Linked DNA regions of Homo sapiens: region 1 is linked to region 2. Evidence: chromatin loops called from intact Hi-C (ENCODE). Cell type or tissue: lower leg skin. All regions are shown on one strand. Each heading gives the region's core, and the rest is flanking DNA. Links, peaks and the distances in the headings are about the cores only. Region 1 overlaps RB1 (RB transcriptional corepressor 1). Region 2 overlaps RB1 (RB transcriptional corepressor 1).

What was found. A loop is a pair of places that touch in the nucleus more often than their neighbours do. Peaks named below come from ENCODE experiments on the same cell type or tissue, not always from the same donor. Only the 100,000 strongest peaks of a DNase experiment are listed, where the experiment ranks them.
Region 1: it touches region 2 in a loop (3.0-fold over the local background); 2 of 110 quality-filtered maps call a loop at or near these places.

Annotation. Positions count from the first base shown.
Region 1 is chr13:48,388,358-48,400,087 of GRCh38, reverse strand. All of the region lies in intron 17 of RB1 (RB transcriptional corepressor 1), which reads right to left. It also overlaps a transcript of LPAR6 not described here. Among named protein-coding and RNA genes, the nearest start is that of LPAR6, 19 kb to the left of the region's middle. In lower leg skin, for the core only: no CTCF peak of the experiment used is centred there; no DNase peak of the experiment used is centred there.
Region 2 is chr13:48,312,480-48,324,209 of GRCh38, reverse strand. All of the region lies in intron 2 of RB1 (RB transcriptional corepressor 1), which reads right to left. It also overlaps the pseudogene PPP1R26P1. Among named protein-coding and RNA genes, the nearest start is that of RB1, 15 kb to the right of the region's middle. In lower leg skin, for the core only: no CTCF peak of the experiment used is centred there; DNase peaks (open chromatin) are centred at 2,888 and 5,982; H3K4me3 peaks cover 355 bases.

The sequences.
Region 1 (11,730 bases), core at 1,708-9,707, 76 kb before region 2:
TATGAGCTACCTACAGGACATTCCTGAGTTGTTAGATTTTTGTTTGTTTTTTATTTTTGGACATCCTTGAATTTCTTAGTCCCTTTTGCCAATTAATGAACAAAGAGAATGGGTAATGTGTATAATATGGATGGTGTGGTGGGGAGGAGTGACATGAATAGACAAGTTATGAATATTTCTCTACAGTAAACTCTGGCATTTTTTCATATGTCAGAGTGTTTTAAAATTAAAGAAGGGTATAGATACATAGAGAAAAGAATAGACTTAGGGATCAGACATAGGACTCAGGTACTACAAGTTACTTGAGCAAAGGTTTAGAAATGAAAATGATTTTATGTTTAAAATCATAAACAGATCTGGATGAAGAACTCAGGCTTACATAAGCATTTAACACAGAATACCTGCATTGATTTATAAGTTATCTCAGTTTCTTTAGATTTTCTTATTGTTGTCCTTTTTAACATATGAGGACCCACATGAAAACCCATTTAATGCCTTATTAATCCTTAACAATGATGAAGAAAGTTATTTTATTACATTGAGCTTATATTCCTAGATCTTTAAGCAATCATCTAATTACATTTCATATGTAGCATATCCTTGCTACATTTCAGTGGATGATTATTCATATGAGTTAAATTACTATCTTTTTTTGTTTGTATTCTTTCTGCTTATCTATCTTAAAATTTTTGTAGATTATTAGTTCACTAGCAGAAAAATAATGTCACTATAAAATATTTATTCCTAAGATATTGCCTTCTTTTATTTTCCCTTCTTTGTCGTTACATTTTTGCATTCGTATAGAAGATGACTTTAGGCATACCTGGAATCTTTTACTAAAAACAGAGAAAGAGTAAAACAACAACAAAAACCTCAGGTCCAATGTTTCAGTCTACGAAAACAATCTAGATGTCTATTTCACCTCATTGTCACCCCTTCCCTTGAAAGTTGATCCAAATACCTAATTTCAACCTAAATTATTGTGGATTCTGAAAACACTTATAGTAAATTCTCATTTCTAGGAGTTGCATGAATGAAACATATATGCATACTAGCATTTACTTTTATAATATAGTTTGCTCATTTTTGTAAAGTCTTCTTTTAATCCTTCTTCCTGAGGAATAAGCCAGACCAATAGTCACAGTGCACTGCACAAAGGAGCTAGTCAACAAATGTTACTTTTCCCTTTCTTGTTACTTATTAGCTCCTAGGCAAAACACTTCCCTTGTTACTCAGGATAAAAAATACACATACATATTATGCTTTCACTTAGAATAAAATTAACTTACTATTTGTATTGCTCCCTTTATACTGTCCCATATGCCTGACTATATATTATAGAGGTAGTAAAAACAGCATGAATGATTTCACAGAAATAATGTAGTACAGTGACAGAGACCTTTACTAGAAACCAGTATGGAATTTGGAATCAAACCAATATGAGTTCAAATGCCAACTGGGTGACCTCAGACAAATTACTTAAAGAGAGCTGATGATCTGTTCTAGGGAAGTGTAATGAAGTATATTAAAATAATAATATAATAAATATGAGAGACAGCTTTAAAAAAAAATTACAGGACTCTATCAAACTATTGAGAAAGAAAAGGAGAAAGTGCTCAGTATTTAAGCCCAGATGATTTGAAAAGTAATGGAAAAATAGACATAGTGGGAAGCAAAGTTGCATTTAGAACAAGCTAAATAATTTCAGTTTTGAATAATGAAGTCAAGTCTCCTAAATCACTTGAGAAACTAGTATTTAGCTGTGGAAGTCAAGGGCAAAGCTATATTAGGAATATATTGGGTCAGAGTGAGAAAGGTTAAAGCTTTAGCTATGTTTTCAGAATTGAATTTTTTAAAATTAAAATAAAATGTTTCCTCTTTCTGGCAAAGAAAAGTAAATACATGGTTATTTTAGGTAATTCATGAGAAGCTTTTAAAAATATAGCATAATTGCTTTATCATTATATTAGCATGGCTGTTGTGTAAAAGTATATATGGCATCATACTGCTTCATTGTCCTGGCCCATGCTTTTAAAAAGTGTTAAATGTGGCTTAATCGTTATCTTACAATTCACTTGCCTTCCTGAGTTGTAGCTCTCAGCAAAATATAACTTAAAACAAATAATGTCCAATGGTAAATACTTAAAATACTTCTGCAAAGTACACCAAAGGTTAATGACCCACCATACAAACATACAACAGATATCCTTTTTGGTTTTTTCAGAGCCACAGACTGTTCTCCCTTTTGTGTTTGCTTCCCATCAATTTTGACATTTCAAAAGAATACCAAAAAAGCTTAAAATTTTGTTTATAAGTTTGTCAATGAATCAGGACTCTAAAACTATGGGCTATTCATTACAAATTATACTCATACATAAAATGACCCTCGATTTAAATTTGAAAAGATAATTTGAAAGATATATTTTAAATATTTTCTGTTTTTTTATTATACTTTAAGTTCTAGGATACATGTGCAGAATGTGCAGGTTTGTTACATAGGTATACGCGTGCCATGGTGGTTTGCTGCACCTATCAACCCATCATCTACATTAGGTATTTTTCCTAATGCTATCCCTCCCTTAGACCCGCACCCCCTGACAGGCCCCGGTGTGTGATGTTCCCCTCCATGTGTCCATGTGTTCTCACTGTTCAGTTTTAACTTATAAGTGAAAACATGTGTTGTTTGGTTTTCTCTTCCTGGTTAGTTTGCTGAGAATGATGGTTTCCAGCTTCATCCATGTCCCTGCAAAGGACACGAACTCATCCTTTTTTATGGCTGCATAGTGTTCCATGGTGTATATGTGCCACATTTTCTTTATCCAGTCTACCACTGATGGGCATTTGGGTTGGTTTCAAGTCTTTGCTATTGTGAATAGTGCTGCAATAAACATATGTGTGCATGTTCTTTTTAGTAGAATGATTTATAATCCTTTGGGTATATGCTCAGTAATGGGATTACTGGGTCAAATATTATTTCTGGCTCTAGATCCTTGAGGAATCGCCACACTGTCTTCCACAATGGTTGAACTAATTTACACTGCCACCAACAGTATAAAACCATTCCTATTACTCCACAGCCTCTCCAGCATCTGTTGTTTCCTGACTTTTTAATGATCACCATTCTAACTGGCATGAGATGGTATCTCACTGTGGTTTTGATTTGCATTTCTCTAATGACCAGTGGTGATGAGCTTTTTTTCATATGTTTGTTGGCCACATAAATATCTTCTTTTGAGAAGTGTCTGTTCATATCCTTCACCCACTTTTTGATAGGGTTGTTTGTTTTCCTGTAAATTTGTTTAAGTTCCTTGTAGATTCTGGACTTTAGCCCTTTGTCAGATGGATACATTGCAAAAATTTTCTCCCATTCTGTAGGTTGCCTGTTCACTCTGAAGATAGTTTCTTTTGCTGTGCAGAAGCTCTTTAGTTTAATTAGATCCCATTCGTCAATTTTGGCTTTTGTTGCCATTGCTTTTGGTGTTTTGGTCATGAAGTCTTTGCCCATGCCTATGTCCTGAATGGTATTGCCTAGGTTTTCTTCTAGGGTTTTTATGGTTTTAGGTGTTATGTTTAAGTCTTTAATCCATTTTGAGTTAATTTTTGTATAAGGTGTAAGGAAGGGGTCCAGTTTCAGTTTTCTGCATATGGCTAGTCAGTTTTCCCAATATCATTTATTAAATAGGGAATCCTTTCCCCATTGGTTGTTTTTGTCAAGTTTGTCAAAAATCAGATGGTTGTAGATGTGTGGCATTATTTCTGAGGTCTCTGTTCTGTTCCGTTGGTTTATTTATCTTTTTTGGTACCAGTACCATGCTGTTTTGATTATTGTGGCCTTGTAGTATAGTTTGAAGTCAAGTAGCGTGATGCCTCCAGCTTTGTTCTTTTTGCTTAAGATTGTCTCGGCTATATGGGCTCTTTTTAGGTTCTATATAAAATTTAAAGTAGTTTTTTCTAATTCTGTGAAGAAAGCCAAAGGTAGCTTGATGGGGATAGCATTGAATCTATAAATTACTGTGGGCAGTATGGCCATTTTCACGCTATAATTTTTCCCATCCATGAGCATGGAATGTTTTGCCATTTGTTTGTGCCCTCTCTTATTTCCTTGAGCAGTGGCTGCTCTTAATATTTTTTCCTTCATTTCAACCTTGGTGAATCTGACGATTATATGTCCTGGGGTTCCTCTTCTTGAGGAGTATCTTTGTGGTGTTCCCTGTATTTCCTGAATTTGAATGTTGGCCTGTTTTGTTGGGTTGGGGATGTTCTCTTGGATAATATCCTGTAGAGTGTTTTCTAACTTGGTTCCACTCTCCCTGTCACTTTCAGGTACACCAATCAAACATAGGTTTGGTCTTTTCACATAGTCCCCTATTTCTTGGAGGCTTTGTTCATTCCTTTTCATTCTTTTTTCTCTAATCTTGTCATCACGCTTTATTTCATTAAGCTGATCTTCAATCTCTGATATCCTTTTTTTCTGCTTGATCGATTCAGCTATTGGTACTTGTGTATGCTTCACAAAGTCCTCGTGTTGTGTTTTTTCAGTTCCGTCAGGTCATTTATGTTCTTCTCTAAACTGGTTATTCTAGTTAGCAATTCCTCTAACCTTTTTTCAAAGTTCTTAGCTTCCTTGCATTGGGTTAGAACATGGTCCTTTAGCTCGGAGGAGTTTGTTATTACCCACCTTCTGAAGCCTACTTCTGTCAATTCGTCAAACTCCCCTTGCTGGGGAGGAGTTGTCATTCTTTGGAAGAGAAAAGGCGCTCTGGTTTTTGGAATTTTCAGCCTTTTTGTGCTGGTTTTTCCTCATCTTCATGGATTTATCTACCTTTGGTCTTTGATGTTGATGACCTTCAAATGGGGTTTCTGTGTGGACGTCCTTTTTGTTGATGTTGATGCTATTCATTTCTGTTTGTTAGTTCTCCTTCTAACAGTCAGGCCCCTCTGCTGCAGGTGTGCTGGAGTTTGCTGGAGGTCCACTCCAGACCCTGTTTGCCTGGTATCACCAGTGGAGGTTGCAGAAGAGCAAAGATTGCTGCCTGTTCCTTCCTCTGGAAGCTTCGTCCCAGAGGGGTACCCACCAGATGGCAGCTGGAACTCTCCTGTATGAGGTGTCTGTTGATTCCTGCCAGGAGGTGTTTCCCAGTCAGGAGGCACAGGGGTCAGGGACCCACTTGAGGAGACAGTCTGTCCCTTAGCAGAGCTTGAGCACTGTGCTGGGAGATCTGCTGCTCTCTTCAGAGCCAGCAGGCAGGAATGTTTAAGTCTGCTGAAGATGTGTCCACAGCTGCGCCTTCCCCCACGTGCTCTGTCCCAGGTAGATGGGAGTTTTATCTATAGGCCCCTGACTGGGGCTGCTGCCTTTCTTTCAGAGATGCCCTGCCCAGAGAGGAGGAATCTAGAAAGGCAGTCTGGCTACAGCGGATTTAGGGAGCTGTGGTAGGCTCTGCCCAGTTTGAACTTCCTGGTGGCTTTGTTTACACTGTGAGGGGAAAACTCAAGCCTCAGTAATGGGGAATGCCCCTCCCCCTACCTAGCTCTACCATCCCAGGTCGACCTCAGACTGCTGTGATGGCAGCGAGAATTTCAAGCCAGTGGATCTTAGCTTGCTTGGCTCCATGGGGGTGGGATCCGCTGAGGTAGACCACTTGGCTCCCTGGCTTCAGCCCCCTTTCCGGGGGAGTGAATGGTTCTAACTCGCTGTCATTCCAGGCACCACTGGAGTACGAAAGAAAACTCCTACAGCTAGCTCGGTATCTGCCCAAACAGCTGCCCAGTTTTGTGCTTGAAACCCAGGGCCCTGGTGGTGTAGGCACCCGAGGGAATCTCCTGGTCTGTGGGTTGCGAAGACTGTGGGAAAAGCATAGTATCTGGGCTGGAATGCAATGTTCCTCATGACACAGTCTGTCACAGCTTCCCTTGGCTAGGGGAGGGAGTTCCCCAACCCCTTGTGCTTCCCGGGTGAGGTGATGCCCCATCCTGCTTCAGCTTGCCCTCCGTGGGCTGCATCCACTGTCTAACCAGTCCCAATGAGATGAGCCAGGTACCTCAGTTGGAAATGGAGAAATCACCTGCCTTCTGGGTTGATCTCGCTGGCAGCTGCAGACCAGAGCTGTTCCTATTTGGCTATCTTGCCAGCCCATCCTAAGTATTTTCTTATGTAAAAGTATGTTGGCCAAGTACTTGTGTAACTGAATGAAGAAATTTGCTAATATTTGGTGACCACAGAAAAAGAGTATGACAGAATCCAATTAGTAAGTCAGCTACATTTGACACATTTAAAGGAGACTCAATGTTTATGTGACGTACCAAAATTTAATACAAAAAAATAGTTAATAACTAGTACTTCTATGTTCTCCATATAGTAAGCACCCCTCTGAAACAGTATAATGCATCAGTCAGAAGACCTGATGCATTTAACACAAGGAAGCGGAAATGATACCCTAAATATTCTGTAAGTGTACATATTTCATATTTGTAAATACTTCATCAATCACTAAGCCTTACGTTTAGTAACCCTGCCAGCTCTGATGAAGAAACAGGGACCAGATTCGTTTAAACAACCACAAAATTGAACAACATAAATAAAAGAATTCTTTTTACACAATAAACAACAGGCAGTACAGAACAGCAATCCCTGGGAGAAGGAAAACAAATGGTGAGCCTCATTATTGCCACAGCTTACTGCCTGGGGACAGTTTATGGTCCACAGTCCAGAGATGAGAAACTGGAATGCAGCCCAGTGGTCCCCCAGTTGAAGAAACAGAGTTAAGAAATGGGAGATGCCAAGGCAAACTAAAATTAGCAGGACAGAATACTAGAGAGAAGAAAGCTACAAAAAGAGAACTCCAGAGGTCTGCAGAGGGTTAAGCTTGAGTCTTCAGCTGAGTACTGATCAGTGCATGGATGTGATGATACTACTCAAAACCAGGGAAGAACCATGGGAAGGAGTAGAATCCTTCCAGGAGCTGACACAGGGTCAGGAAGAGTTCTGCTTTCAACTAGCCAGAGTGGAAAAACCTTGTCATATATGGGATATTCAGTAGAGTACTCAGAAGAGCAATGCCTGGATAGTGAAGGAAAATCGGCTATTGATTAAAGACTGCTCTGTGTCCAAAAACAAAAACCAGATAAATAAATAAATGAAGCCTTAAAAAAGTCAAATTATTTCCAGATAATTTAATTGTGTTCCAAAACACAGGTCAAAATAGTGAAAGGAATACAAAAATATCCAGGACCCACTAAAGCAAAATTCATGATATCTGGCACCTAACAAAAAAATCACCAAGCAGTCAAAAAAGCAGAAACATACGACTCTTAAAAAAAAGAGAGAGAGAGAGAGAACTATCAGTCAAGAGAAACAGACCTAAAAAGACATAGGTACTAGACTTAGTAACAGGGACATTTAAAAAGTTATAATACCTATATCCCATATGTTCAAGAAGGTAAAGAAAAGCATAAACATAATAAAAATAGATATGGAAGATATAAAAAGGACCCAAATCAAATTTCTAGAAATGAAAACTATAGTAAGACTAAAAATACAATAAATGAGATTAATAGCAGATTAGATACCTCAGAAGAAAAAAATTAATAAACTTGAAGACATAGCTTTAGAAGGTATTCAACATGAAATACAGAAAGAAAAACCTGCAGGAAAAAGATACAGCAAAAAAAGAACAAGGCCAGGCGTGGTGGCTCATGCTTGTAATCCCAGCACTTTGGGAAGCCAAGGTGGGTGGGTCACCTGAGATCAGGAGTTCGAGACCAGCCTGGCCAGCATGGTGAAACCCCATCTTTACTAAAAATACAAAAATTAGCCGGGCATGGTGGCATGTGCCTTTAGTCCCAGTCACTCAGGAGGCTGAGGCAGAAGAATCGCTTGAACCTGGGAGGCAGAGGTTGCAGTGAGCTGGGATCATGCCACTGCACTCCAGCCTGGGCAAAAGAGCGAGGCTTCATCTCAAAAAAAAGAAAAAAAGAAACAAGGCAAACCAGAAGACAGTGGAGCAATATTTTTAAAGCACTCAAAGAAAAAACAAAAAGACTGTCAACCTAGAATTCAATACCCAGCAAAAGACCTTTTAAAAATAAAGGTAAAATGTTTTTTTCCAGACATAAAAGCTGGAAGAATTCATCACTAGTAGACATGCACACAAGAAATGTTTTTTGTTGGCTGGGTGCGGTGGCTCATGCCAGTAATCCCAGCCCTTTGGGAGGAGGCCGAGGCAGGCAAATCACGAGGTCAGGAGTTCGAGACCAGCCTGATCAACATGGTGAAACCCTTTCTCTACTAAAAATATAAAAATTAGCTAGGCATGGTGGCGTGTGCCTGTAATCCCAGCTACTCAGGAGGCTGAGGCAGGAGAATCGCTTGAACCCAGGAGGTGGAGGTTGCAGTGAGCCAAGATCGCGCCACTGCACTCCAGCCTGGGTGACAGAGAGAGACTCCATCTCAAAAAGAAAAAAAAAATAGAAATGCTTTTTGTTTGTTTTATAAGAATAGAGACAGAGTTTTGCTTTGTTGCCTAGGCTGGTTTTGAACTCCTGGCTTCAAGAGATCCTCCCGCCTCAGCCCCACTAAGTGTTGGGATTACGGGTATGAGCCACTGCCCCTGGCCAAAAAAAGTTTTACAGTCAGAAGGAAAACAAAAGGAATCTGGATCTACACAAGGAATGAAGAGTACTGGAAAGGTAAATATGTAATCAAATAAAAACATCTTTTTTCTCTTGTTTTGAATTCTCTTTAAGAGATAATTGGTTTAAAACAAAAGTTATGAGTGTATTGTAGAGCTTATAACTTCTGTCGAAGCAAAATGTATGACAACAACAGCCCAAAGGTTGGAAAAGGGAAAATGGAAATATACTATTCTAAGATTCTTATACTGTATGTGAAGTAGTGTAATACTATTTAAAGAAAGACTATTAAAGATTAAAGATTCATATTATAAATCAAAAAACAATTACAAAATAAAGAAGTATAGACAGTAAGCCTACAAAGAAGATAAAACAGAATTTTAAAAATTCAATCCAAAAGAAGGCAGAAAAAGAGGAAAGGGAGGAAAAGGGAGATGAGACAAATAGAAAATGAATAATAAGATGGAGAATTTAAACCCAACCATATCAATAGTCACATTAAATTTAAATCTAAACATCCCAATTAAAAGGCAGATACTGTTAGGCAAGATTTAAGAAAGCAACACCCAACAATATGCTGCCTATAAGAAAATCACTTCTTTAAGAATAAAGACACGTATAAGTTAAATAAAGAATGGGGAAAATATGCCATGTTGATATTAATGGGAAGAAAGCTGGAATGGCTTCACTAGTATCAGGCACAAGTAGTTTTCAGAGCAAACAATATTACGAGGGATAAAGAGAGGGTCATTTTATAATGATTAAAGAGGTAAATTCATCAAAGGACATTACAAATCTAATGCTTTATGCACCTAAATTCTATATGTTAGACATTAGATTAGGTATTGAGAGAGAGATTAGTTTTTTTTTAAGTGAGCCAGGAGTTTTGCTTTCAGGACCTCTCTAGCCCTCTGCCCCATTTAGTCCCACTTGTCTCCTGGTTACTCCCCTCAAGCACTGAAGACATTAGTCTTTATTTCAGTCACATTCCTCCTTGCTACATGTCCTGGACTCTTGCTCACTGTACTTTCTGGCTCCTTGGCCAGGATCCTCATGCACTCCCAAGATCATTTCTTAAAATACAGTAAACTACCCAGAAATGTTCTGTCTCCAGAAATTCTAAGGTGAAACAACTCTTTGACTACAACCTCCTACACTTTCATTCTCATTGTTACTCCCACTACACCTATTAAACTTCATTAAATTCATTACGTTCAACTTCATTATTTAATGAATGAATTATTTAATGAAATATCCTGTTACTTTTTGTTTGTTTGTTTTGGGGTTGTTTGCTTGTTTTGTTTGTTTTTGAGGCAGGATCTCATTCTACCACCCAGGCTGGTGTGCTGTGGTGCAATCACAGCTCACTGCAGCCTTAACATCCCAGGCTCAGGCAATTCTCCCAGTTCAGCCTCCCAAGAACCACAGGTGTGTGCCACCACACCTGGCTAATTTTAAAAATTATCTGTAGAGACAGGGTCTCCCTATGTTGCCAAGGCTGGTCTTGAACTCGGGCTCAAGCAATCCTCTCACCTTGGCTTCCCAAAGTGCTGGGATTACAGGTGTGAGACACTGCACCCTGCCAAATATCCTGTTTCTTAAAACCTCTACTTTCACTATGAATCTCCTATCTTCTCTCTGCAGGTGAAAACTCCAAAGCTTAACATTCTAACCACTCTAGGGAGGGAGGATGGGAGGAAGAGAGCTGAGTGTGCACCAAGGAGCGGTAAGATGCCAGACCTGTGAGTGAAGAAGCATCTTGGAAGTGGACCCTATAGCTCCAGGCACCTGCTGACACATAGTCGGAGACAAACCACCCAGTCAAGTTCAACCCAAATTCCTGACCCAAAAAATCATAAGCAAAATAAAATATTTGTTTAAAGCCACTAATTTGTTATCCAGCAATAGAGAACACTTCTAATGGCTCTTTTCCATCAATATTTAAACCCTACCTTTCTGATTTAAAAAATATGTTTATATTCCCTCTACTTCACATACATCAAGCTGTATCTTTACTTCTGTTATATCTTTATTTCTCTTCACAGGCAAAACTTTTGATAAAAGCCATCTATTTGACTGTGTCCACTTTATCTCTCATTCAGATCTCATCCTATCCCCACCCCTTCATTTAACAGTCCTTGTCACTGTCACCAGTGACTTCATTGTTGCTAAAACTTTTCAGCTCCTATCTGAAAAGTCTGAGTGAGCAAGCACTCACTCAGACTTTGTAATGTTCTCTCTCTCCTTTTCCTTTTTTTCAGTTTTTAATTTAATTTAATTTTATTTTATTTTATTTTTGAGACAGAGTCTTGCTCTGTCACTGAGGCTGGAGTGCAGTGGCACAATCTTGGCTCACTCAACCTCCGCCTCCCGGGCTCAAGCGATTCTCATGCCTCAGCCTCCCGAGTAGCTAGAATTACAGGCATTCACCACCAGGCCCAGCTAATTTTTGTATTTTTAGTAGAGACAGGGTTTTGTCATGTTGGTCAGGCTAGTCTCGAACTCCTGGCCTCAAGTGATCCACCTGCCTCAGCCTCCCAAAGTGCTGGGATTACAGGCGGGAGCCATTGCACCTGGTCGGTCTCTCTATGATACCACTTCTCCTGATTTTCTTCTTATCTTCCTGGCTGTTCTATTTCAATCTCTTTTGTAGGCACAGGCTTCTCTTTTCTGTCCATCCTTTAAATGTTAGAGCTCCTTAGAATTCTATCTTTAGCCTCCTTCTCTTCTCATACTATATTCTCCCCTTAAGTGATCTTATCCCTTCTCCAAACTTCAGTTACTCAGCAAAGCATAAGGATTAATAGCTTTGGAGCCAGAAAGACCTGGGTTCAAATCACAGATCTTGCCATTTTGCTTGTGTGGTCTAGGGCAAGTTATTAAACTTTTCTAAGCATTCATTTCCTGATCTAGGGTAAACTACCTCATGGATTATGATGAAAATTAAATTTAAGAAGTGCTCACCAAAGTGCCTGGCACAAGATAAACTGTCAAAAAAGGGTGGCATTTTTTATGGTCCATAATCTTAGCCTAGATTTCTTTCCTAAGTTCCAGACACACATATCCAACTGCTACTTGACACCTCTATTGAAATGACCT
Region 2 (11,730 bases), core at 2,250-10,249:
GAATGCTCCTAACACAAATAAATGATAAAAGCTTAAGATGATGGATACTCCAACTACCATGATTTGGTCATTACACATTATATGCTTGTATCAAAACATCACATGTATCCCATAAATATGTACACCTATTATGTCTCCATAATAATTAAAAATAAAAAATTTTAAAGTAAAAAAGGAGAGCAACAGAGATCCGCTCTTTATTACTATAAAGTGTGATTTATGTTAAAACAAGTCTTTATTTACTTATAATTGTGAAAGTAAAATATAGAAAGGTGAAAAAAATGACAAGAAAAATGTTAGTATCCCCCAAAATGCATGCTATCATGAAAGCTGGCAGTTAAAACAGTAACAAACAATTATAAGATTCATAGTATCTATAAGGTTAAATTAAATTAATTAGTTAGCTTCTCCAGGAAAGCTTAATGGGTCTTGGACCAAAGATTTCTTCCATGGTTCCTCATGAAGAAGAAAACACGCTGTAGTAAATAATATTGGCCAAGAGTGAAAACTTTTATGAAGTCAAAGCCTTAAAGAACAAGCAATTCTAAAAGTAGGCAGTACAATTATATATAAGATATATCTGACTATTACATGATGAAAGTACATGATGATGAACTTTAATAGAGTTATCCAATACACACATTAAGTATAAACATTGGGTAGTGAAAAAACAGGGAAAAATCGTTTGATCAAAATTTTTTAGAGAATAGAGAAATAAAGAAAAATCAATGAAACCAGAAAAAAAAACTTTAAATCACCAACATTGAGAAACTTCTAGTTAGACTGACCAAGATAAAAGAGAGAAGGCTCAAATTAACCAAAATCGGGAATGAAATAAAAAAAAATTACTACTAACCTTACAGAAATAAAAAGGATTATAATGGCAATGCCATGAACAATTATTTGCCAATGAACTAGGTAACTTAGATGAGGTAGACAAATTCCTAGAAAAATATAAAGTATAAAAACTGATTCAGAAAGAAACTGACAAACTGAATAAACCTATAACAAGTAAAATGACTGAATTAGTAATTTTGAAACTTTCCACAGAGAAAAGTCCAGGCCCAGATGGCATCACTGATGAATTCTACCAAATATTTAAAGAAGAATTAATATCTATTCTTCACAAACTGCCCCATCAAAACAGAAGAGGAGGGAACACTTCCCAGTCCATTCTGTGAAAGGCCAGTATTATCTTGATACTAAAATCAGACAAAGACAGCACAAGGAAAAAAACTAAAGACCAAAATCTCTTATAAATACACGTATAGAAATCCTCAAAAAAAAAAATTAGCAAACCAAATCTAGCAACATATCAAAAGGATTATACATTGTGACCAAGTGGGACTTATTCCAGAGATGCAATGTTGGTTTAACACCTGAAAATCAACTAATATACTACACCATTTCAATAAAGAACAAGAACTACATTATTATATCAATAGAAGCAGAAAAATCATTTGACAAAATCCAACACCCTTTCATAACAAAACACTCAACACCCTAGAAATAAAAAATTCTTCAACTGATGAAAGGCATCTACAAAAACCCCACAGCTAACATCTACTTAATGGTGAAAAACTGGATGGTCTCCCACTAAGATCCAGGAAGAGACAACAATGTCCTTCTCATCATTCTATTCAACATTCTATTGGAGATTTTAGACAAAGCAATTAGGCAAGAAAAAGAAATAAAAGGTATCCAGATTTTAAAGGAAGAAGTAAAACTATCTCTATTTGCAAATGACATTATTTTACATCTAGAAAATCCTAAGGAATTCACTAAGAAACTATTGAAGCTAATAAATTAGTTCACCAAGTTTTCAGAGTACAAAATCAACATACAAAAACCACCTGTATTTCTATATACAGCTAAGTAATATGGAAACAACCTATGTGTCTGTCAACAGAGAAGTGGATAAACAAAATGTAGTATATATAAACAATGGAATATTATTCAGCCATAAAAAGAAAGGTGATCCTGTCACTTGCCACAACACAGGTGGACATGGAGGCCATTATGCTAAGTGAAATAAGCAGACACAGAAAGAAAATTATTGCATGATCTCATTTATATGTGGAATCTAAAAAATAGGGGGTGTCACCAAAAACAAATGCAACAAAAACAAAACTAAGTAAATGGGACTTAAACTAAAAAGTTTCTGCATAGCAAAATAAATAATCAACAGAGAAAAGAGACAACCCTCAGAATGGGAGAAAATATTTACAAACTATACATCCAACAAAGGATCCAGAATCTACAAGAAACTCAAGAAAATCAGCAAGAAGAAAACAAATAATCCTGTTAAAAAGTGGACAAACTAGATGAATGGATTTTTTTTGTTGCTGTTTTTGCAATGCAGTTTCACTCCTGTCGTCCAGGCTGGAGTGCAATGGCGCAACCTTGGCTCACTGCAACCTCCGCCTCCTGGGTTCATGTCATTCTCCTGCCTCAGTCTCGAGAGTAGCTGGGATTACAGGCGCATGCCACCACGCCCAGCTAATTTTTGTATTTTTAGTAGACACGGAGTTTCACCATGTTAGCCAGGCTGGTCTCGAACTCCTGACCTCAGGTGATCCACCCGCCTTGGCTTCCGAAAGTGCTAGGATTACAGACGTGAGCCACCGCGCCCAGCCAAACGGACATTTTTCAAAAGAAGATACACAAATGGCCAAGAAACATGAAAAATACTCAACATCACCAATCACAAGGGAAATACCAATTAAAACCATAATGAGATACCACCTTATCACAGTCAGAATGAGCATTATTAAAAAGTCAAAAAAAGGTGCGGGGCGGTGGCAGCGGCGCGCGGGGAGGCGGGGCCCGGGCGGAGGGCCCTTGCCCCTCCTCCCCGCGCGGGAGCCGAGGTGGACAGGGAGACCATTATGCTAAGTGAAATAAGCAGACATAGAAAGAAAATTATTGCCTCATTTATATGTGGAATATCAAAAAGGGAGTGTCACCAAAAGCAAATGCAACAAAAACAAAACTAAGTAAATGGGCCAGCCCCAGAGACCCGGGCCCGCCGCCTCCCCCCGGATGCGGGACGCGGGACGCAAGCGCAGGCAGGGTCAGCGCGGTGGGTGGCAGGGGGCCTGGCCGAGTCAAAAGTCTATTTAAAAAGCAGAGAGAGGATGCGTCGGAGTGATAAAGGCCTTATCCTTGGGGCGTTTGGGGACACTGGCTGCAGTTTCACAGTCGACCTAGTTGCAAAGAGAATTTCAAGAGCTCGTTGGTCAGGTCAAGAATAAATCTATGCGTAACGTCGTCCTGATCCTGGGTTTATAGTCGTCGTCCTTTTTAAACTGCAAAGAAGCATTTGCAGACTTTATCTCATGGGCACCACTTGCCACTCTTTTTTTTTTTTTTCTTTTTTGAGACGGAGTCTCGCTCTGTCACCCAGGCTGGAGAGCAGTGGGGCGATCTCAGCTCACTGCAACCTCCACCTTCCGGCTTCAAGCGATTCCCTGGCCTCTGCCTCACGAGTAGCTGGGACTACAGGCTCACACCACCACGCCCGGCTAATTTTTGTATTATTAGTAGAGACGGGGTTTCAGTATGTTGGCCAGGCGGGTCTCAAACTCCTGACCTCGCGATCCGCCCGCCTCGGCCTCTCAAAGTGCTGTGATTACGGGCTTGAGCCACTGCACCCCGCTGCCAACCTTTTGAGTATATGAAGCTGGCAGAGAAATAAAGCGTCGTCCCTCTGCGCGTCCCTCCCCTTCTGCTAGAATGTTTCTCAGGAACGCTACTCCAGGGGTTGCTCCCCAGTCCAAATGGGAGGCCTTTGGCCCACCAGGGAGCTTTAGGTTCCCCGGGTGCTTCTCGGAGGCTGACGAGGGGGTGGAGAGCGTGTCGGTGAGCGCCCGGGTGCAGATGCTCATCAGCACGCTGCAGCGCAGCGGGGTTGCTCGGGGCACCACCGATGAGCGCGCTGCACAGAGGGGCCACAGGGCAGACGCCAAGCCAGCTGCCAAGCCCACCGTGCACAAGGAGCAGCCCGCATTGCCTGCCTGTGGTCTTGTTGCTGACTTTGACCCCATGAGGGAGGAGGAAACTGCAGACTTTGGCCCGTTGGTGCTAGATTCAATGATGATTCCGTGGACCGGGACATTGCGGAAGCCATCCGGGAGTACCTAAAGGCAAAGAGTGGAGCCGCACAGCCCGGGGCTGGCAGGGGCCAGCCAGGCGCAGCCCAGCCTTCCAGGGCTGCAGGCAGTGGCAGTAGATGTAAGCCAGAACTATCTCACGGCAGTGCCCCGACTTCCGTGTGTCCCCCCAAAACTTGTACCTGGCTCAGGTGGTGGCCCTGGCAGCCAGGTGAGATCCAGTGAGGACTAGGGTTCTGCCTTCCCGGTCAGAGCGAGCAGCAACGACTCCTTCGAGCAGAGCATTAAGGCGGAAATAGAACAGCTTCTGAATGAGAAGAGATAGCATGCGACCCAAAAATGTGATGGGGTCAATAGATAAAAAACCAGACCCAAACGAAAATTCGACCAAGTCACTCTTGAAATCCCACGAAGAGCTAGCCGCAAAGGTGGCGCATCGGCAGGGTCTGAAGGGCGCCCATAAAGAGTTCGCCTTTCGCAAACCTCCCCGGTTAGCAAAGACGAACGTGCAGCCCAGAAGCCTCAAGTCCAGGGTCACGACCAAGCAGGAGAACAAGGGCAGCCCGAAGCCAGCAGCCCCCTGCAGCCCTTCAGAAGCACCACAGAATAAAAGCGGGGTCAAGAGGAGCGCTGGCGCCCTGAGAAGGGGAAAGCAAGTCACAAGTGCGGCGCAGGCGCCCGAGGCGTCAGACTCCAGCAGCAACGACGGCACTGAGGAGGCCATCCAGGTGTACTAGCTGCGGCAAACACGCAAGGAGGCCAACGGGGACCTGCCCCAGAGGGCCCAGCGCCGGGAGGAGAGAGGACGCCTGACCCCGCACACAGCACAAGCAGCGCCACAAAAAAGTGCCTTGCGCGAGACCCACAGGAAAACACCCAGCTAGAGGAAGCCAGTGGCCACCAAGGCCACAGACCCTTGCCCGGGGTGCCTAGACGCTGACCATTCCCCACAAGCTCCCGAAGGAAACCAAAGCTCCGCCTCCAGCGAGCCCGGCTTCCAGGAACGAGTTTGTAGAACGGTCCTCGTGCCAGGCAGACACGTCCGCTGAACTGACGCGCGCGGAAGCAATCTTGGGCATTTCCAAGACTACCCTGCCGGCCCCCATGTAAGGCAGCAACAGGTCCCTTTCTGCAAGCCCACGCTTCTACTCCCTGAACGTGCCTTCCCGCTCTGACGGCGACAGTAGCTCCGTGGACAGCGACGACAGCATCGATCAGGAAATCCAGACGTTTTGACCCTCAAGGCATAGTCGGGGAGTTTGCTGGCCAGAGGTGAGAGCTGCTCGCAGGCTGCCCAGGGCCCACTTTCACCGCCTGGCCCCAACAGCCAGACCAGTGGCCCCAAGGCCCCCCTCTCTAAAACACCGGACCCGCTGCTGAGCTGCAAAAGGAAACGTAGAGGCGGCGGCCATGCCATGAGGCCGTCCACGCCCAAGAAAACGCGGGAGGTGGTGAAAGATGGTGGCCAGGATGCCGACCACAGCCAGGCGTGAGCCGTGCCCGGCCATGAGGGGCGGGACCTGCCCGTCCAGGGCAAAGCCAGCGAGGTCCCGGGAGGGGAGGGCGCAGCCAAGGGGCCCGGCGACACTCGCATGACGCAGGGCCAGGGTAAGACAGACGAGGTGAGGCACCTGGACGAGAAGGAGAGCTCCGAAGACAAGAGCAGCTCCCTGGACAGTGACGAGGACCTGGACACGGCCATCAAGGACTTAAGGTCCAAGCGAAAGCTCAAGAAGAGGTGCAGGGAACCCAGGGCTGCGTGCAGGAAGGTCAGGTTCAGCACTGCCCAGATGCACTTCCTGGAGCAGCTGGGCGGGCTCCCGAGAGACTGGAAAGACAGAAGCCCGCCGGTGCTTAATAGCTGACTCTCCAAGTCCAAGAGAGACAGCGGCGAGGGTCCAGGGAACAAACCTCCCAGTGTCTGTGGCAGTATGGCAGAGAAGACGAAGCAGGAGGGCGTCAGGAGCCAGGACACGGCCCCGGCCTTCCGAGTGAGGGGATGCGCCTCTGCCTCCGCCTCTGAAGGGAATCCATTTCCCCAGGGAATGCCAGGGCCCAGCTCCCAGCCCCGGCTCCCTGTCTGACGACAGGAGTTCAGTGGACAGTGACGAGAGCATCGAACTGTAGATTAGTAAGTTTTTGGCGGAAAAGGCCAAGGAGTCTGAGCAGTTCAGAAGTTCAGGCAGAGGGCCCTGCTGCTCTCGGGAAATGGGGCTCATTCAGGCCAGAGTTGCTGTGCAGGAAGGAGCGGGCCCCACCGCCTGGCGTGTGCACGCGGAGTCAGTGGGCCAGGGGGGTCCCACAGCCGGCAGAAGGGCCATGAGGTGCAGAGAGCGCTGGAGCACAGGGCACAGCCGACCTGTTCAGCCAGGGCAGGAAGGGGCTCCCCGCTGCTCCCGCCCAAGGGGATCCGGCACCGCCCAGGAGCACCAGTGGCAGTGTCTCCGCCAAGGGGCTCTCAGCGAGCAGGAGAAATGTTTACATTCAGAAAGACCAGCGCTCACGAGGGGCCGAGCATGCTGCCAGAAGTGCTTTTATTCAGCTGCCCAGCAGTGCCACAGCGGGCACCGAGGCCGGAGGTGCTGGGGGGAGCTTTCACATGGGCTGCGGGAGCCGGGGCTTCCTGACCCCTAGCCAGGAAGCTGAAAGGGACTCTGGAGCCCAGGCTGACCACACCCTGCCCTCGAGCGACTTCACCCACCGGAACCCGTGCGCGCTGCGCTCGGAAAGTAGAGATGCGGAGTGGAGGCGGGGCGTCGGGAGCGGGAAAGACAAGGGGTCCGAGGGCCCCGCCTGGGGCCTGCCCAGCCTACCCCTTGTGGGCTTCTCCCCGCGCTGTCCACCCAGCTCTTCCATTTTGGAAAGGGTGTCTCCCAGGGGGGCAGGCAGGCCAGCCTCTTCAGCCCGACATGGGGCTGCCTCCACAGGGCCCGTCCTTCTCTGCCTTCAGGGAGGCCCAGGCCGGGCCCAGCCCTGTCTTTGGAAGCCCACACTTGCTGGCGAAGAAGGACGGCGGGCCCTGGCCAAGCAGCAAGGCACAGACAGGGCGGAGTTTGCCCGACAGGAGGAACTCGGGCTCGGAGGAAAGCATTTTAGACCTGAGGTATTGACGAAGGGTCATCGATAGGGACGACCAGGACCAGGGCACCTTGGGCGGGCACGCCTTGGTTAGTGACGCCAGTGACTTCAGCGACACTCCGCGCACGGAGGACAGTGGCGGCAGCTCAGCAGTGAAGGTCTAAGCCCTCGAGTTGTGGGTTTGCGTCCCGGTTTGCGTGCATTTGTGGAAAGGAGCGTATCTGTGCGTGTATCCGTGTGTGTGTGTGTGTGTGTGTGTGTGTGTGTGTGTGTGTGTGTGTGTGTGTGTGTGTGTGTGTGATGGTTCTGTGGTTGCAGGGAGGAGAAACAGGAGTCGGTTATACATAGCCCTGTATAGACGTACACCAACATGAAACAATGCTTTTATTTAACAGATGTGTCCTGGTAAATATGATTTCTGTAGCTTTCTGTAAATTATTTAAAGTGATGTAAAAAATATTTTTAGAAAATACTGTTGTTCAATTTTGTAGGGTGTTCCTAATTGCAATTTCCTGTGTTCTGCATACAAGTCTTAGATTAGAAAACATTTGGTTCTTATCATCGCAGCCAAGTTCACAGAGACTCTGATGTTTTTTGGTTGATTGCTGGTGAGAATGTCCGTCGGTGGCTGCAGTGGTAGCCTGAGGAAGGCAGAGCTGCCCTCCCCGGGAATCGCTCAGATGCCCCAAAGTGTCCGTCGGGAAGCTCGCAGGACAGCACTTTTTATACAGAGGACACCCCCGCCCCCCACCGCCCCCCTGGTCCTTGGAGGCCAGAGCACATTTGAAAACTGCAGTCACAGCTGTCCGCTGGAAAAAACGATTTAAAGCACAATGGCCAGCAAGCACGTGAGAGCTCCCTGTTGCATGTGAAATCCCCGCGGATGTCAGCGGCTGCTCTGCAGCTCAGCCCTGGGCCTGGGTGGATTCATGTCCAATCTTTCTGAATCACTAGATGATTCTAACATCTAAATAAACCCCTTTTTATATGGAAAATAAAGTAAAAAAACAATAGATGTTGGCGAGGATGCAGTGAAAAGGGAATGCTTATACACTGTTGGTGGAAATGTAAATTAGCACAACCTCTATGGAAAACAGTGTGAGGATTTCTCAAAGAACTAGAAGCAGATCAACCATTCGATCCAGCAATCCCACTACTGGGTATCTACCCAAAATAAAAGAAGTCATAATATCAAAAAGAAACCTGCACTTGTTTATTGCAGCACAATTCACAACTGCAAAAGTATGGAATCAACTGAAGTGCCCATCAGCCGATTAGTGGATAAAGAAAGTGTGGTATATAGCTCAACAAACTAGGCATTGAAGGAACATACTTCAAAATAATAAGAGCCATCTATGACAAATCCACAGCCAACATCATACTTAAGAGGCAAAAGTTGAAAGCATTCCCCTTGAAAGGCAGAACAAAATAAGGATGCTCTCTCTCACCACTCCTATTCAACATGGTATTGGAAGTCCTAGCCACAGCAATCAGACAAGAGAAGGAAATAAAGAGCATCGGAATAAGAAAAAAGGAAGTCAAACTATTCCTGTTTGCAGATGATGATTTTACACCTAGAAAATCCCATAGTCTCTGATCAAAAGTTCCTTCAGCTGATAAGCAAAGTTTCAGGATATAAAATCAATGTACAAAAATCACTAGCATTCCTGTGTACCAATACCCAAGCTGAGAGCCAAATCAAGAATGCAACCCACTCACAATAGCCACAATAAAGAATAAAATATCTAGGAATACAGCTAACTAGGGAGGTGAAAGCTCTCTACAAGAATTACAAAACACAGCTCAAATAAATCAGAGATGACACGAACAAATGGAAAAACATTCCATGCTCATGGATAAGAAGAATCAATATCATTAAAATGGCCACACTGCCCAAAGCAATTTACAGGTTCAATGCTGTTTCTATCAGACTACCAATGACATTATTCACAGAGTTAGGAAAAAGAAAAAAAAAATCTATTTTAAAATTCATATGGAACTGAAAAAGAGCCCGAATAGTCAAGGCAACCCTACACAAAAAGACCAAAGCTAGAGGCATCACATTACCCAATTTCATCCTTTGAAAAGATGTAGTTCAAAGGATACGAAGTAGCAAATACATAGGATGAACAAGTCCAGAGATCTAATATACAACATGAGGACTATAATAAATAAAATGGTACTGTATTAGAGATTTTTGTTAAATACATAGATTTTAGCTGCTTTTTCTTTTTTTTTTTGCCCAGGCTGGAGTGCAGTGGCACGACTTCGGCTCACTGCAACCTCCGCCTCCCGGGTTCAAGCGATTCTCCTGCCTCAGCCTCCAGAGTAGCTGGGACTACAGGCGCATGCCACCACACCCAGCTAATTTTTTGTATTTTTAGTAGAGACAGGGTTTCACCATGTTGGCCAGGCTGGTCTCAAATTCCTGACCTCAAGTGATCCACCCACCTCGGCCTCCCAAAGTGCTAAGATTACAGGCGTGAGCCTCCGTGCCCAACTGATTTTAGCTGCTCTTATCCAAAAAAAATAGATTTTATTTCTATCCACCTACAATGAATAAGCCAAAAAGGAAAGAAAACAATTCCATTTATAATAATATCACCAAGAATAAATATTTAGTAAGATTTATACTCTGAAAACTGAAAACACTGGTGAAAGAAAGACTTAAACGAAAAGACATTCCATATGCATGCATCTGAAGACTTCATGTTGTTAAGAATGCAATATTCCGCAAATTGATCTAGATCCAACATAATCCCTATCAAAATCCCAGCTGCCTTTTTTTAAAACAGAAATTGACAAATTGATCCTAAAAATTCACATGGAAATTCAAGTACCAAGAGTAACAAAAGTAATCTTGAAAAAGAAAACCAAAGTTGTCGAACTCACACTTCCCTATTTCAAAACATACTACAAAGCTATAAAACATACTACAAAACAGTATGGTACTATCATAAGAATAAACATACGGCCAGGCGCGGTGGCTCACGCCTGTAATCCCAGCACTTTGGGAGGCCGAGGTGGGCGATCACGAGGTCAGGAGATCGAGACCATCCTGGCTAACACAGTGAAACCCCGTCTCTACTAAAAATACAGAAAAATTAGCCGGGCGTGGTGGCAGGCACCTGTAGTCCCAGCTCTTTGGGAGGCTGAGGCAGGAGAATGGCATGAACCCGGGAGGCGGAGCTTGCAGGAAGCCGAGATTGTGCCACCGCACTCCAGCCTGGGCGACAGAGCGAGACTCCGTCTCAAAAAAAAAAAAAAAAAAAAAGAATAAACATACAGAGCAATGGAATAGAACTGAGACTCCAGAAATAAACCCTGGTTTTTATAGTCAACTGATTTTCATCAAGGGCACCAAAACAATTCAATGAAGAAAGAATAGTCTTTTCCATAAGTGGTGCAGAGACAACTGGATATCCACATTCAAAAGACTGGAGTTAGACCTCTTCCTCACATCATACACAAAAATTAACTCAAAAAAAAAAAACAAAAAAAAACCCAAGACTGACAAGAACTAAAAACCATATGACTTTTAGAAGAAAGCACAGAATAAGTCTTCATGACCTTGGGTTAGTCAAGGCCTTCTTAGATACAACATCAAAAGCCCAAGCAACCAAAAAAAAAACCACCACCAAAAAAAAAATAGAAAACTGGACTTCATCAAAATTAAAATCCTACGCTGCAAATGACATCATCAAGAAAGTGAAAAGGCAACTCACAGAATGGGGGGAAAAGTCTGCAAATAATATATCTTATAAGAGATATGCATAAAGGAGAAGCTTTAACTGCATCTTAAAAACAGAATTTAGGCTAAAAGAAAAAAGAAGGGTATTCCAAAAAAAGGGGAGATCGCATGAATATGAATACTATCATATTCATATGGAAGATATTCATATGGAAGATTCATATGGAAGGGAAGAGAACACAGGCATTGGGGGCCAACAATGGAAATAAAAAATAAGACTGGAAGGAAGGTTAAAGCACAGACCATGAAGAACTACAAATACTGAGAAAGTTTGGACTTTACTTCTTCATAATGGTGGTGGGAGCATGGGAGGGTGTTACAATGGAGGCTACTGAGAGTGGGTTGTAACAATGAAAAATAAATTTTAAAGCAAAAGGGGCAAACTGTACACCAGTCTTTTCTAAAAATCAGGCACAGGATGGATTGGATGGAGAAAAGAAGAGACTAGTCAGAAAGAGGCACTAAAACATGCATAAAAAATGCTCAAGTCAATGACATAAGCTTCCACCTTCTGAAATTAAAAAAATAAAAAGGAAATTAAAACCAAAGCAAACAGTAAAAACCAAGCACTGCTGGTAAAAGAAATGAAGGGACAGACGTGAGAGGCAATGCAAAAAGATAACTTGAGACTGAACGGATAGGTTTAAAATAGAAGGAGTCTGGTATAGTTTTAATTAGTCCTATGGACAGACACTGAATACCAAGGTAAACCTGTAAAGAAAGCAAATGGTAGTGTAAAATTCCACTTCTTCCTAGAATGCAGAAAGCTGCAAAGAGTATTGCTCCCAC